2 separate regions of the Homo sapiens genome follow, and region 1 is linked to region 2. A link is an interaction called in ENCODE POLR2A ChIA-PET data of the cell type or tissue named here. Cell type or tissue: OCI-LY7. All regions are shown on one strand. Region 1 overlaps LINC01250 (long intergenic non-protein coding RNA 1250). Region 2 has its middle 1.6 kb from the start of LINC01250.

Region 1 (2,500 bases), 230 kb after region 2:
GGAAGCCAGGAAGGAATTCCTGTGAACCAGGGAGGCCATCGACAGAGCTGAAGCTAAGAGCTCTCATACAGAGAGGGGTCAGTGCAGGACCAGGCAATATGCCTGTTAGAGGCTTGAAGAAAAAGAAGAGGATAGTGGCATCCAGCCAGTGTGGATGACTTCTAGTGGACCAGAAGTACCTTCTGCCATGCTCCTTGGGTGAAGGCCATCATATCTTCCTCCTCTCATGCTTCTCTGCCTCTGTGCAGACCCTCTGTGCAGACATGCATTCGGATGTTTTTTGAGCAGGTCTGTGCCTTTCCTGGAGTGGGAGTGAGGCTTTGATTCCCTCGAAATCACCCTTGGCACTGCTTCTCCTAGGCTAGAGCTGCAGTTCTGTCCCCCTTACTCTTGAAAAAGCACGTGGGGAGGAGTGCCCCATCAGGAGGTGCCTCTGGTCCAGCCTTCCTCTCGTCACTTCCAGGCTTGCACCACAGCCGTGGGGAGAGCCTGGGATTCCAGCCTGGGCGGCAGAACCTCCCAGGTCCTCCTTCCCTCCCTTGGCAGTTGGCGCTGAGTTCTGATACCTGCTTCTCACCTCCCCTTTGATTTTTGCGACCTGTTTGGATGACTCCCTGGCTTACTGAACTCAGCTCTCAGCTTGATTCTTGATTCTGTATATTTGCTGAATAAATATTGAATGAATGGAGGCCTTTGATCTCCCCACCACTGACAGCTCTTGGAGAGAAACTTCCATGGCCTTGATCTTCTGAGAACCTCGCTGGCCACCTGAGGATGGCTTGTGATGTCTTACCTGAAGAACTGGTGTTGTCTAGGTTAAGTCACATTCTTTTCTGTGAGGCATGAGCAGACCTTGGATGAGACGTTAGAGTGAATGAGAACACCCACAAAAAGTTTTGTAAAGTCTTTGTCTTTCCTGTTAATATTTGGCAACTTGTGTCTCCTCTAACCTAGGGGGTGGTGACTGCCTCTTCCACGTCCAGGAGCAGACCTTGGTCACCATGGAGATGCTTCCTGCTGAGAGCTGCTCACAAAGACTGTACCATGAAATTTGCTTTCCTTTTCTCTTTCAAGGCTTCTCTTTTCATAATGACTTTCAAAACCCAGCAAATGGGAAATGTGTAGGAAGCAGTGAAGGCAGTCCTGCTGTAGCTGGGGGTGCATCGCGGCTTCTGGGAGGGCTGAGACACTGCCTTCATGTGACAAGTATTTTAAACACTGCACCCCATCCTGGAGGGCAAATTGCCCTCCTCAACCAAGTCAGACTTCACAGCAAAGCTGAAACTCATTGCTTTGGCAGCCTCCTCCTCTGTGAGTTGCAGTTCCACATTTTGACAACACTCAAAGCACTCGTGCTTATCAGAAACGACAAAAGATGCTGCCTCGAGATTCTACTGTATCTCTGTGTTTAGAATTCATATCAGTGTTAAAGAAAATTGAAGAACAGTCCTCCCATTATTTTACATATCACTGATGGGCGAGTGGACCATCAGTGATATCAGAAAGGTTATCAGTTTGGTAAGACTAGTGTTTCCAAGTTCTTCTCTCCTACTTTGTAATTATGAAGAAGAAAACACCTGTCCTCTGTGGCAGGGCCTTTTCCAAGTATTGAGTTAAATCAGGAAGTGGAGACTCTGCCCAGGTTCTGTTCTAACACTGAGTGAGCCTGGTCAAGTCACTTGCCTTCTCTGGGATTAACTTATTCACAAAAGGAGTCATTTCAGCATGCATATTCTATGCCACTTGTGTATTCTCTCATTGGCATTTCCTAAGGGGCTCATGTAAAGTGAGGCAGGAAAGAATGAACAATAAAGCCTGACTCGATTCATTACTAGTTATCAAATTCACTTGGGTTGATCTATTTGTATTTAATAATATTTGTCAGTAGGACTGCAAATTACTAATATGAACTGTAGAAAATGAGAAGAAACAAGGAGCCCCACAATAAAACTAAAACACTCCTTCCATAGAGATAGGTGTTTGAGGAAATAAATTCATGGTTATTATTCTATGGGCATATGTGTTTGTGTGCATTTGTTTGTTTATGACTGAAGTGATTCATCCCATACCTACTGTTTGTAACCTACCTTTCTTACTTGTCTACATATAAACAGTTTTATACATTCAACATAAAGACTAGTCTCTATTTTTCTACTGTATTTTTTTTCTGTGATGAAATAGTGTGCCTTCACATTGAGGTACCAGATTACCCTGTCACTGAAGAACACTGAGGTTTATAAATTTGGAAAGGAGAGCTTCATTTCTCCTAAAGGGCTGCAGCCTGCAGACCAGCCATTCTGACTGGCTGGGAAGTGTAGCCTCCAGACAGAAGCTGGAAACAGACACTAGGAGGCAGGGGCAAAGGGAACAGGGATTTTTTGTGAGTGAGGTTGCTGAATATAAATATTCAATAAGCTATAGGAGGAGTCGTGAATATTTATGAAATGAAAAATGCAGGCACGTGCAATTGAGCTTCATGCCTCCTCGACCCATGTTAAAG
Region 2 (2,500 bases):
CTGTGGAATTCCACTTCCTGTGAGGTCCCTGGCATAGTTAAACTCTTAGCAACATAAAGTAGAATGGTGGGTGCCAGGGCAGTGGGGGAAGGGTGTTTCTGGGGGTTGTTTAATGGATCCCTAGTTTCAGATTTGCCGGATGAAAAGTTCCAGTAGTGTGTGTAGAGCCAGCCCTGCTGCACTCCACACTTAAGATCCTAAGTTTATGTTATATAGATATATGTTTAAACCAGGGCAAAGGTGGTCTTCTCTTGCATTCTCGTGTGTCTCCCAGTGCCCTCCTGGCACCCCAACTGAAACATCAACTTCGAGCAGGGTCTCATCTGCCTTGGTCATGTGATACGGTTTGGCTGTGTCCCCACCCGAATCTCAACTTGAATTGTATCTCCCAGAATTCCCACATGTTGTGGGAGGGACCCAGGGAGAGGTTATTTAACAAAATATATTAATTCACATATAAATTAATATGATTTGTGAAACCTCTTTCTAACATCTCAAATATATTTACTAATGAGAAAAATCTTTTTTTAAATTGTCAAAACCTGTGTCTCAACTTTTGGCTCAAAAACTGCAGTCCTGCTGTCTGCAGTGGCTTTGTGAGTTGCCTTAGGGAAGAACCAAGCAGGGAGGACAGACCCTGCAGACCAGGCTGGGGTGAGGGTGTGGCTCTTGTCTCCTGGCCCCCACATGTTCAAGAAGAAGGTGCTGGGGCCTCATCTTGGCCCTTTGCCTCTTGCCTCTGCACTGTTCCCTTAGGATGGATCTGGGACAGAGCTAATGGAGGCTCTTCTGGCGTGTCCTGAGGACTTTGGCTCAATCTTGGTGAGTTTAGCTCCTCTGAGTTCTTCTTAATTCTCCTTGGGGGCCAGTAGTTGCAGATGGCTAGGAGAAGGTGGGGCAGCTCTGGTGCTCTCTGCACTGAGGAAGCACTCCTGCTGCCCTGTGCGTGCTGCTGTGGATGCTGAGTGCAGTCTGGACAGGGTTGCCAGCCAGGGCTCCAGGTGTTCCCTTCCTGTACGTGTGATCAGCTCCTCCACCACAGGAAATGCTCCCAGTCACCCACCTCCCACCCTCCACCCTCCACCCTCCACCCTCCGTCCTCCACCCTCCACTGCAGTTCTTCCCAGCTTCATTTGCGGCTGCCCAGGGAATAATTCCAGGGATATAGTAATGTCTGGTGTCTGGACGGTCTCCATGGGATTAAAAAAGTAGCTGGTTTGCATTTCGGAGACAAAACAACCCTGCAGCACGGAGTCAAACACTGCTTCTTCGCGGGAGATGCGTCCTGTCAGGTGAACACCAGCAAATCAAAACCCAATTCAGCAGAGGGATGATTTTCGCCTTCCGGAAGATGAAATCACGAAAGCTCAGAGACGGCGCGCACTCCGTAGAAAGCCCAAATCAAATTATTCTGTGGCCTGTGTAGATTTCCTGTGCCTGGCACCCAGCTGCCTGCATACAGGAAGTGCTCATTACAGGCACAGCAGCAGATGTCAGCCCCAAAGTGTCCATTTTACTAGCTGGTGTTTCAGCATCTGTCACGGGGATCAACAAAGCATGACAGCCGCCAATGTGCCTCCGTGTGGACTTTTGTGATGCTGTATTTTCTCTTGAGAGGGGCCCCTGATTCTGGACAGAATGCACTGGGTAAGTCTTTACGACTTCGTAGCCCCAGGCTCCTGGCCCAGGCAGGATGAGGAAAGGATGCTGCCCCAGGATCGCCCGAAACGTTTGGTTTGTTTTGTGTGGCTGGACGTGGCCGAGTCCCTGCGGCCCCAGCAGCTCTCAGGCTTCCCTGCCCGGCTGCTGCCTCAGGGCTGCGCTGAGCTCAGGCCAGAGCAGCTTCCAGGGCCTCATTTCAGTTGTTTTTATCATCTATGAGTTATCCAGTGTTTCCAATAAATCACATTCCAGGGCAAGCAGTGCAGAGATGTGGGCCCTTATTTCCTCTCCCAGGCTGATAACAATGAACAAGTGATTTCCTGTCCAAAGCTGGGTACTCCAGCGAAATAAGAAGTCCTATCTCCAGGAAAATAACACTGTCTCTCTCTCAGCCCCAACTCCAGCACACCAAGCATGGACCGTCTCTGGCCCTTGGGCAAGCTGGAGCAGCCTTTCATTTCCTCTCTGCCTATTCATGCACGCCCCACCCATCTCCCAGTCCAGGCTGTGATCCTCACCACCCAGCAAGCAGGCGAGGCAGGGCTAGGAACCCATTTTACAGGTGAGAAAAGTGAGTTTGCCAGACATTAAGTGACATGGCCAGGGTCTCACCGGCAGTAAGTGGACAGGGCCAGGCCAGGTCGTCTCTGTGTTCCTAGGAGACCCTGTGATGACCACTCAGCCCCCTCTGCTGCTGCTGGTTGAGGTGAGAGGTGCTTATAACTCAGAGATCTTTGTCATTTGGGTTCTAAAAGCAAACTCCACCTTGTGACGCGCACCCCAATCCGCCAGCAGCTTCAGAAGCAGCATCTACCTGTAAGCTGCGCGGTCTCCCTCT

What was found. Peaks named below come from ENCODE experiments on the same cell type or tissue, not always from the same donor. Only the 100,000 strongest peaks of a DNase experiment are listed, where the experiment ranks them.
Region 1: POLR2A ChIA-PET joins it to region 2 with 5 read pairs; 2 of 35 experiments call an interaction of 5 or more read pairs at or near these places.

Annotation. Positions count from the first base shown.
Region 1 is chr2:2,900,294-2,902,793 of GRCh38, reverse strand. All of the region lies in intron 5 of LINC01250 (long intergenic non-protein coding RNA 1250), which reads left to right. Among named protein-coding and RNA genes, the nearest start is that of LINC01250, 220 kb to the left of the region's middle. In OCI-LY7, no CTCF peak of the experiment used is centred here; DNase peaks (open chromatin) are centred at 1,013 and 1,303; H3K4me3 peaks cover 1,507 bases; H3K27ac peaks cover 1,769 bases.
Region 2 is chr2:3,126,383-3,128,882 of GRCh38, reverse strand. No RefSeq gene overlaps it. Among named protein-coding and RNA genes, the nearest start is that of LINC01250, 1.6 kb to the right of the region's middle. RefSeq lists a silencer at 1,312-1,476. In OCI-LY7, no CTCF peak of the experiment used is centred here; DNase peaks (open chromatin) are centred at 962, 1,452 and 2,087; H3K4me3 peaks cover 1,956 bases; H3K27ac peaks cover 2,475 bases.